2 separate regions of the Homo sapiens genome follow, and region 2 is linked to region 1. A link is a loop called in an ENCODE intact Hi-C map of the cell type or tissue named here. Cell type or tissue: B cell. All regions are shown on one strand. Each heading gives the region's core, and the rest is flanking DNA. Links, peaks and the distances in the headings are about the cores only.

Evidence for each region. Peaks named below come from ENCODE experiments on the same cell type or tissue, not always from the same donor. Only the 100,000 strongest peaks of a DNase experiment are listed, where the experiment ranks them.
Region 2: it touches region 1 in a loop (3-fold over the local background); 1 of 110 quality-filtered maps calls a loop at or near these places.

What each region holds. Positions count from the first base shown.
Region 1 is chrX:39,612,461-39,617,835 of GRCh38, reverse strand. No RefSeq gene overlaps it. Among named protein-coding and RNA genes, the nearest start is that of MIR3937, 46 kb to the left of the region's middle. RefSeq lists an enhancer at 3,066-3,265. In B cell, for the core only: no CTCF peak of the experiment used is centred there; DNase peaks (open chromatin) are centred at 1,335 and 3,205; H3K4me3 peaks cover 761 bases; H3K27me3 peaks cover 1,675 bases.
Region 2 is chrX:39,438,156-39,443,530 of GRCh38, reverse strand. No RefSeq gene overlaps it. Among named protein-coding and RNA genes, the nearest start is that of LINC01283, 6.0 kb to the right of the region's middle. RefSeq lists enhancers at 2,839-2,888, 2,979-3,258. In B cell, for the core only: no CTCF peak of the experiment used is centred there; a DNase peak (open chromatin) is centred at 3,170; H3K4me3 peaks cover 358 bases; H3K27ac peaks cover 2,430 bases.

The DNA.
Region 1 (5,375 bases), core at 322-5,321:
CAGAATTTGTAATTTCATTCTTTGATTAAACAGACTTTTGGATGGTTTCCAATTTGGAGCTATCATGAATAAATCTGCCATGAACATTCTGGTGCATGTCTTGTTGGAATATGAACTCATTCCTCTTGTTATTCCCTACTTTGATGTGAAAATAAAAGGTCATCATGTAAGAAGCCCCTCCTTTTCTCACTACCTACTGAGTTATCTCCTTCTGCCTCTTGTTCTTGCCTCCCTACTTGAAGGCTTAGTGAAGAGATAGCCTCTTATACCAAGACACGTTTCCCGGCCCCTGCCTCCAGAGGCACTTAACCAACTGTCCTCCCACCTGTCCCTCCAATGCATTCTCTCTATGAGGCTTTTCCACCAACTCACCTCCATCTTAAATAAAAAACCAAACCAGACAATACATCACACTCCAGCTACAGGTCATCGCTGTTGGCAGAGGCTGTCGGCATGCATGGGAATGGCCCCATAGCTTCAGATGACCTTGCAGGTGGGCTGAAGGGATGAGTGAGTGTCCACGGCGTGGGCTGTCCCTGTCGCTCCTTCCTTCCTTGAAATACTTTCTTCCCACAGCCTCTGCGAACCAGTCACTCCAGGTTTCCCACTTGCTCTGGCTGTTTCTTCTCTGCATACTTCTAGACTCCTCTCTTCGAACAACATTCTGCCTAAAAGCCAAACTGGCCCCCACCCCAGGCCTTCTAGCCCACTCGCTCTGCTCCGTCTTCCGAGGGACCTCACTTGTACTCAGGGCTTTCATTCCCGCTTCTTTGCTGGTGACTCCTGTATCCATGTTTTAGTACAGATCTCTCAGTTGCAATCTAAGCCCTCACATCTTATCTGTCCATGTGCCATCTCTGTTTTTAGACATTTCACAGGCTTCTCAACATGTCCAAGGCTGAACTCAGCAACTGCCACTCCTGCGCCCAGCAAACCTACTCCTCCTCCGTATTTCTTGTCTCTGTGGATGGCACCACCATCCCTTCACGCTCCCAAGCCTGAAACTTGAAACTCATTTGTGGCAGACACTGTTGATTGGCTAACCCAACCCTCATTCCTGACAAGGAACCACATCGTGGAACCATGGGCCACACTTTAGGCTGATGACTCTAAACAGAAGTTTGCTGTGGGTTCCTGGGAAAGTTTTTATTCCCCTGATACAGGTGCTGCTCTTTCCTCTTCTTCCTGCTAGAAGGTAGACATGAAGGCAAGAGCAGTAGCAGGCATTTTGTAACCATGAGGGAGGGACCAAAAGAATCGCAGAGACTAAGGTGCTGACATTCTTGGACAGATATTTGCCTACTTCCTCTTTTCTTGTCGCATGAGCAAACTATATCTTATTTGTTTAAGCCGTGATGGTCAGATTCTTAGATCCATGTACCCCATAGCAGATGTACTGCTTGGATTTCCCCTTGTAAGATAGAGACACTCATTTCTTCAGCTGTTGAGAGTGATAAATGCTGGATGTCACCCAGTCCAAAATGTTTCATAATTTCCACAATTTCTTCCAAGATTCCATAGTCTGGCTTAGCCTGCTCTTTTCCTGGTGTTTACTTATTTATCTGATTCATTCACTGGGCTGTAAGTTTATGGCCATGTATTTTTGTGATGTTATTCCTCTGGTACTCGACACAGGAGCTAGGACATAGTCTACTTCTATGCTTCATGTTTCATGATCATTCACTCTCCAGGGTGCTGTCTTCTGAATACGTCCAGTTTGCTAATGACTTTTTCAAAGTATGACTTTCAGAACTGAGCGGAATGTGCCAGGAGTGGTCTTGACAAGAGTGGGACTATCATTTCCCTTTTCATAGACAATTACATCTGACTGTAGCCTATAGCAGGATTCTTTTTTCTCCGGCCACCATCCCCCACTCTTTACTTATACTGAATTTAGTGGCCATTACAGCTTTTTTTCATCCAAGATGTCACTAAGACACATTCCTCACATCCTATACCTGGACTTCTGCTTCCTGGATCGAGGCTAGGACTTTATATTTTTCCCTATCAAATGTCACCATTCCCATCAGTCTTGACTGCTAATTTTAATTGGTACTAGAACGGAATACGACTTTTGCATTTTTATTTAAATATTTGAATGTAATTTACTATAATTTCTGCAAATCGTCTCAAAACCTTTATACAAGAGGATGCAGAGGAAAATAAATAAATGAATGAATAAAAATACTGATGCGACTATCTCTATTGTAACAGTCTGTGGGAACATCACTGGAATCCTAGTAGATTATCCAGTCTTTTAATTGCTCTGCCAGCTTGGGGCAACCAGAAATTTGATAGGTGTGTGTCTTTTTTTTTTTTTTTTTTTTTTTTTTTTTTTTTTTTTGGGGACAGGGTCTCACTCTGCCACCCAGGCTGGAGTGCAGTGGCACAATCTCAGCTCACTGCAGCCTCTGCCTCCCGGGTTCAAGAGAGATTCTTGTGCCTCAGCCTCCCGAGTAGCTGGGACTATAGGCGTGCGTCACCATGCCCAGCTAATTTTTATATTTTTAGTAGAGATTGGTTTTCACCATGTTGGCCAGGCTGGTCTCGAACTCCTGACCTCAAGTGATCCGCCTGCCTCGGCCTCCCAAACTGTTGGAATTACGGGCAGAGCCACCACGCCCAGCTAGGTGTTTGTCTTACATTGGTCCATCTGCCCCTTGCAAAAAAATGTTGAACAGGACTGAAGAAAGAGCCATAGAGGGGTGTCTGGAAGTGTGTCACCTACTTCAGATTTGGAAAGTATCTCTCCTGCTTTGGAGCTGTAACTCAAGTTTCCTTCCCTCACCACCACCACCTGGTTCCAGCAGCGCTGACAGTAAGTGAGGGCAAGAGGGTGTCAGATGGGGGCCTAGAAAGGCCCTTATGCCAAATCCATGTCATTTCTTTTTGGATTACTTGCTCTTTAACACTCTCAGGACTTCTTCTCTCCTCCCCTAGTGCAGAAAATGGAGAGCGAGCTGGTTCTTGGGCACAGACAGGAGCTGATCTGGGCCCAAGAGGATTGCAGTCACCCTGGCTCCACGGGTGCACTCTCTGCCAGGCATGTCCTCTTGGGTATGGATGTAGGATGCCAGGGCACACTTTTTATGACCACGTGCTTTCTCTTTCTTCCTGCATTAGAATTTTTTTCACCACGTCAGCCTGCTTATTAAGAAACTCCCAGGTGCTTTTTACCTCGGCTCCACGCCTGCCCTCAAGCTCTGGCCTCTGCTGTTTTGTGGTCTACCCTGTGTGCGTGCCAAAATGTGTTGGTTGAGTCTCAGAAAACACGCGGGAGGAGGAGCCAAAGGTCACAGCATGCAACCTACCCAACTTTCCTGGGAGTGTGGGTGGCACCCACTTAACCCCATCTCTTCTCTTTCCACCCCTCCCCCTGGGCAAACTGAGCTGTCCCCTGCCTGTGTTTACTCCCAATTTCAACGACCTCTCCGCTAACTCACTCCATATGTTAATTTCTCTGTCTTCCACTCCAGCGGTAAACCTCAGGGTTAACCCTCCGCTCCCCCTTCCAAATCCGGGACTGGACTTTCCCTCCTCTTTCCTCCCTTTCCTTGTCTGAGATCAGAGTTCTTAACCTTTTCTCTGCCGTGGACCCCTGCGTCGCGCTTCTCAAACTTTAACGTAAATAGGGAATTACCCCAGGATTCATTAAAATGCAGATGCTGATTCAGTAGGTCTAGGCGGGCCCGAGATTTGCATTTCTAACAAGCTCCCAGGTGATGCTGCTGGTCCGTAGACCACATTTTTAGTAGCAAGGTCTCAGAGGCTTTCAAACCTGTGTGTGTGTGTTTGGCGGGGGGGAGCGGGGGGGCGGGAGGCTGCCCGCACCGCCTCCCCCGTCTCCCCAAGCACCAGGAAAAATCTGTGGGCACATTTGATGCATAAACAGACTCCGGCGGCTGCAGAGCATCACAGGTGCGCGTCCTGCCGGCCCTAGCCCCGCCGCAATTCATCAGCTCCCAAAGAATGCTTCTTTATAATCAGGAAATAGGAACCGACTCTCCCCGAGCGGGGAGCGCAGCCTGCACTCCTCCCACCTTTCCGGGCCGCTGCGCAAGGGGCGGACTTCAGGCGGGGCGGCTTCATAAACCAGAAAAAAAGAGACGAAACAATTAAACCTAGCGAGCCGGGATTGCTCCAAGGAACAGGATTTCAAAGGCAGAGGAGTCTGGCTCGTTTCCAGGCAGTGGGATCAGCCAAAGGGCGCGGGCTGCCCTCCCTCAGCGTGACAGGTGCGCCCCGGGCAGGCACTGGCCTCCCGGCTTGCCCTCTGCCCATCGCCCCCCGCGTTAGTGAAGAATGACTCAGGTTGGTAGGATAATCGACCCCTGCTAGCCCCGTGCAGTAGGAAAACACAGAGAAAAGCCACATTCCTTGTAGTCCAGCCGTGGAGCTGTGCTTGCTTTAGAATCACACCTTCCAGAGATGTTCTAGAATCTGGCTTTTCCAACTGCGTATATCTTTTTCTTCCTCTCTTTCTCTCTTTCTTCCTCCCCTCCCCTCCCATCCAACCTCCCTCCCTCCCTCCCTCCCTTCCTTCCTTCCTTCCTTCCTTCCTTCCTCAGTGAGGTCCTTACCTTTTACCTAAATAGTTATTTTGCTCATTGAATCTAGAGCTGGACACTGGATATTTACAAACTCAAACAAATAAATGCTATTACCTCCCAATTTCCGGTTTAATACAGACAATAACCACAGCATGAAATTTGTAAAGTATTTTAAAAGGAAAAAAAATTGTCTTACTCCGACTGTGGTCCCTGGACCAACTGCATCATCACCTGGGATATTCTCTGGCCCCAGCTTAGACCTCCTGACTGAGACACTCTGGGGAGTGGGACGTGGGACCCCACCACTCTGGTTTTTTTTTTTTTTTTTTAGACAGAGTCTTGCTCTGTCGCCCAGGCTGGAGTGCAGTGGCACGATCTCAGCTCACTGCAACCTCTGCCTCCCAGGTTCAAGCGATTCTCCTGCCTCAGCCTCCCAAGTAGCTGGGATTACAGGCATGCACCACCATGCCCAGCTAATTTTTGTATTTTTAGTAGAGGCAGGGTTTTGCCATGTTGGCTAGGGTGGTCTCCAACTCCTGACCTCAGGTGACCCACCTGCCTCAGCCTCCCCAAGTGCTGGGATTACAGGCGTGAGCCACCGCACCTGGCCGCCATTCTGTTTTAACAAGCCCTCTGGGCTGAAGTTTGAGAAGCAGCTCTCTAGAGAAATGCAGAGCCCATACTCAAGGTTTGTGTCGTGTACAAGAAAGAGAGTTGGAGAGCAAAGGGGAATTCACGTGCTCTGGCTCCTGGGATGGGGGAAGGGTGGACACTGGTCTAGGAGAGGCAATAAAGTTCTGACAGCACATGCCTCAGACGAGCCCA
Region 2 (5,375 bases), core at 254-5,253, 170 kb after region 1:
CTTGTAGAACATGAGTCAGACCGTGTCCCTCCACAGCTCACTACCTTCCAATGGCCCCCAGCTCATCCGAAGGAAAGCCAGTCATCACAGTGGCACACATGGCCCTACCCAATCTCCCCTTCCCCCATTGCCCCTGTGACTTCATTTCCTACCACCCTCCCCATTGTCCCCCTGCCTTAGTCATGACTGCTTCCTTGCCCTTCCCCCAACAGGCTAGGCACACATCTATCTGAGGGCCTTTGCCCTGGCCCTTTCCTCCTTCTTCTTCTTCAGGGCTTGACCCCAAAGTCACCTTCTAGTGACACCTTTCCAGACCTATTAAAGGCTGCAACCCTATTACTCTCTTCAACCCTCCCTAGCAACCTTCCTTGATTTGTTGCTATTCATAGCTCTTTACAACCTTGCTATATATTTTACTCCCCCACTAGAATGTAGGCTCCGTGAGGGCAAGAAATTGGGGCAGTTGGTTCACAACTGAATTTTTAATACCTAGAAGAAGGCCTGGAACAGTGATGTGCCTGATAACAATTTGTTGAGTACATAACATTAATTTTCTTGGGTCATAATCTATGCTGTTAGTGACCAGTGTATTTTTCTCTCCTTTCCTTTCTCTTTCCTTCCTTTCTTCCTCCTTTCTTCCTCCCTTCCTCTTCTTCTTTCTCGTCCTTCATCCTCTCTTCCTTTCCTCACATCTCCTCGCTTCCTCTTCTCCTTTTCTTTCTTAACTAAATAATGCTTACTCTACCTTCAATTTCTGTAGTGCCTTGTAGTTTGTAACACTCTTTCACACAATCTCATCCGATCTTGGCAATAACTGTGGGAGGCCAACTGGGCAAGCCCTTCTATCCTCCTATGATTGAGGGGTCAGCCTGAGGTGAAGGAAAATGAAGCAGGTGTTCTAGATGGCCCACAGTTGATTCTCTGGGCTCAGATGCTGGGCTGCTTACCTCCAGTTGTGGTTCATGGTTTCCAGTCCCCTAACAGCCTTTCAGCTCCAGTGACCACATCTCCCTGCTTCTCTGCCCTGGACATGCTCAGTTGAGCACAAGTGCAACTCAGAGGTACAGGGGGAGTTAATGTCCCCAGGGCAACCCTGAAACATGGGGGATGAGAGTTGGTAGATGTTGTGGATTGAATGTTTGTGTCCCTCTGAAATTTATATGTCAAAGCCTTAACCTCCAGTGTGATAGTATTTGGAGGTGGGGTCTTTGAGAGATGATTAGATTTAGATGAGGTCATGGGAATGGGGGTCCCCATGATGGTACTAATATCCCTATACGAAGAGGAAGAAATGAGACAGAGTTCTCTCTCTTTCTGTCATGTGAGGACACAGCGAGATTGCAGCTGTCTGCAAGCCAGGAAGAGAGCTCTCACTAACAACCGAATCTGTGGCATCTTGTTCTTGGACTTCTAGCTCCCAGAACTGTGAGAAATAAACACCTGTTTTTCAACCCATCCATTTCTTTGGTATTTGTTATGGCAGCCTGATGGACTAATACAGTAGGTAAATACCCAGTCTCCCTGTCCCCAGACGGGACAATTCTAAGGCATGTTGCACTGGGTTTCTGGAAGATTCTCTGGAGGGATTGAGCCCCAGCTGCCCACAGGGGTAATGTCCTCATTAACACCTCTTTTATTTGCTTCCCTCACTTCCCTGCCTCACTTCCCTGATTCCTTGCTGTGCTTCCTGGGATCACCTCCCAGTCAAACCACCTGCATCTAAGTCCTTTATGAGATACCTAACCTGATGCAGAAGGGGACACCAGGTTTTTCTGATGATACTGAGAGATGCTTCTGCGACCTTGGACAAGGGCTGCCAGATGTACAAATAAATACAGGACTCCCATTTACATGTGAATTTTAGATAAACAACAGATACATTTTTAGTGTAAGTTCTGTGCAATATTGGGGGCATACTTACACTAAAAATTGTTGTTTGGGCATATTTATACTAAAAAATCATTGTTTATTGGAAATCCAAATTTACCTGGGCATCTTGTATTTTCTCTGGCAACCTGAATCATGGCTGGAAAGAAGGGTGAACTAATTAGGAAACTGGAAATGATTACAAAGTCCTGGATTTTGTGTCATTCTGGACTGGATAAGGCAGATTTGTGAGCCTTTTAACCTTTATCATACCTAATCTGGGAGTGGTTTGCACCCCATCATCCTCTTGGGCACCCTATACAGCTAACTGCATGTGAGGACAGTCGGGGAGAAACATCACTCAAGGAGGTTAAGGAAATGACCACAACCCAGGGGTCTGTTCCCTGAGGTGAAAACCCTAGTGGCCTTCAAGGCTGTAGTCATACATTTCCCAGGTAGCCTTAGAAGGAGTAGCAGTACAGAGTGCCAACAGCAGAAAATGGAAAGTCTTAATCACATTCCTTTCTTTGGCTACCATCAGCATGACAGCAGTAAAATTGTGTTTCAGCAGCAGGGGGCCCAGCCAACCTGCTACTGGTCACTTCCCCACAGGGCCTGGGACTGAGGACTGCATGAGTGCTGGATACTAACTCCATGCCTCACCTTACTCTAAGCATGTCACAGAGATTAGCACATTTAATACAGCAACAACTCAAGGAGAGAGGTAGAACCTCAGATGAGGAAACTGAAGCACATTAAATCACTCAGCTCTGAGATGGGAGATCTGGCATCCAGACCCAAGCAGTGTGACATGGGTGATGTCACTTCTAGTCACTGTAACACACTCCTCAGAACTGTTCCTGGGACCATGAAATAGTGCATGTAAAGGACCCAGCCCAAAGTCACTGCCCAGGTGGAGTCTGAAGGTGTCCATTCCAGATATCGTCATTATTTTAATATTACTCTTATCCCCATCTTCTCTTGAGCCCTGAAAATGGCAGTCAGCCCTAGTGATGGTGACTGTAGAGAGACCAGGCTGGTCTGTCTTCCCGAGGGCTGCTGGGCAGCCCAGATAAACTTTTCAATCCCTTAATCCCCTTCACCGAGACTGCAGTCACCTCCTGCCTCCATCTTGCAGGCCATGAGTTTATCGCACAGTCAGAAATAGCTGCCAGGTCCCCTGGAAAACAAGCCTGCAAAAGAAGCCTGTGAAGCACAAGCTCCAGGCAGGAGCAAACCAAACAACAACCTGCACTGCGGTCAGGCAAAAAAGCCCCTCTGTGTTTGTTATCAATGCTGACCGGGTGCTGGGATGGTTTTGGTTTTGGTTTTCTTTTAACAGTGGCTTAGCTGTTTTTATAAGAGCTGAATTCTGATGCTAGGCCAGGCAGCTAAAGTAGAATCCACCCAATATTCCCCCTCCTTTTACAACTAGCCATAGGGAAGTCCTGAATTTGGGCTCCAGATCTCCCAGCTTTCAGGATACACTCATCTGGCCTCTGCCTTGCCCTCATCTTAAGTCCTAGAGTGTTGCTAACAGGGGCAAGATAAGGACACCGACAGGGTGGGCGCCTCTATATGCTGTCGGTGCCCCGCCCTGTTCCCTCAGCCTGTTCAGGCTGACTCCTAACTGCCAGTGTGTGTGTCTCTTTGCCTGATGGCTTTCTAGAAACTGTGGACCACCACACTGCCCGTGCACATGAAAGAATTACATGACTATTGCAAGCTAGTGTATAAACAGCCCAGCTCCATGAATGAGATAACTTGGATAAGGTTGTGCGTTCTCCACCAGTGCTACTTGAAGTGTGGTCTCCAGGCCCTTGACAAGCTGTGAAATGTTTATTGCTTGTACATTTCAAGGTACATACACAAATGGAAAGTTGGCGTTTACGAACGTTTATAGCAATTTGACATTGCTGTGACATTTTAATTGTATTTTTACAAAAGTATCCACTTATAATGGATTGATAACAACAGCAGACAACCTGGTACTTTCCCCAGACAGCTTGAGAAGCACTGGTCTCTCTAGTTCCTAGTTTCCCCAGTGGGATTAAACTCCAGTTGCCCACCGTGCCAGCCAACTTGATAATGCACCTTTGACTGGCTCCCTTTCGTTACCTGTCTCATTTTCCTACTCCGCTACCAGTGTTTCTTGCATTTCTCAAATAAACTATTTGCATTCATTTCTTTGTTTTGGGGTCGGCTTCTGGGGCAACCCAAACTCAGACACCCTCCCTTGTAAAAGGCTGCCCACGCTGCCATCTGCTGCCTGGGGCATGTCACTGGTGGCTCCTTCATTTTTTCCCCAAGGAATTAGGTAGCCCATTAAGGATGATAAATTTATCTGCCCACCTCTGCATTTCTTCCAGCATCCATGGCCTAAGGTCATGAAGTCACTGCCCTCGGCGTTCTTTGCTTTTTCAGAATGACACACTGGCTGGAGCTGACAGAAAACACACTTTCAGACAGTTGGCAGCCAAGAATCATCAATATTCTGCTTAATATTGAATGCCCCCCACTGCCTTTCTAAGATGGGCTCTTACAGGGCAATGTGGCTTCAAGATAAAGGTCTGAAGCATGCCCTGGGCAGCAGATAGTGGCATGGGTAGCCTTATACAAGAAAGGGTGTTTGACTTTGGGTTGCCCCAGAGGCCAAAGTTGAAACAAAATTTATAGGCTAGAAGGGCCAGTTAGAAAAACCTGTTCTTTTTCGGAAGTCACTTTTGCATGTACGTGGAATGCTTTTGTTCAGATATAAAGCACCCAGGCTCAGTCTGTTATGCCCTGAATCATTTTCTTGTGGCTCAGGGCCTCCCTTGACTTGAGTGCTATTATCCCTCTGCCTGTTAGACCATGCTCTCTATCTCTGGGCTTGCTCCTTGGTTGTTTACAGATTTCTCAATCTGTCTGCTCAGGCTGAAAGAGACCCCACCGCCCATAAAAACTCTGTGGTTCTAAATCATTTCTCTCTCTCTTTCACTCAACTCAGTCCCCAAAACTCCCAGAGCCCGGAATTAAAACCATCTTGAAATCCAAATTTGTACTTCTCCATCTAGCAAAGTAATTTTACCTTTGGCTTTTTGGGGGTGTTTATGTCGGTACTTCAGACATCCCTGTTGGCCACCAGTCCTCAGTGCTTGCCCTACTCTAGTGGTCTGGAGTAGAATGATTCTCTTGAAGCTTTTTACATATTTTGCAAATAATGTCTGTCCTCCCGGCTCGGCCAGGCTGGAGTCAGCAGGCCACCTGCACAAGCATGCACACTGGCTCTTAGGAACGTGTTCAGTTCTGGGGTAGGGGCTTGCTGGCACTAATGTACATCCATTTAGAAATCCCTCAATGAGAATGTGAGTGAGTCTAGCACCGTTTCAGGGACTGTGGCCAAGGGTTGTAGCTGTTTCAGTCTGGCTGGGGGAAAAATGAACTATGATCAGTAAGAGCTACTGAGAGGCAGAATAGGAGGAGGGGCAGAGGTCAGACTCTGGGGCTGATTGCCTGAGTTCAAATTC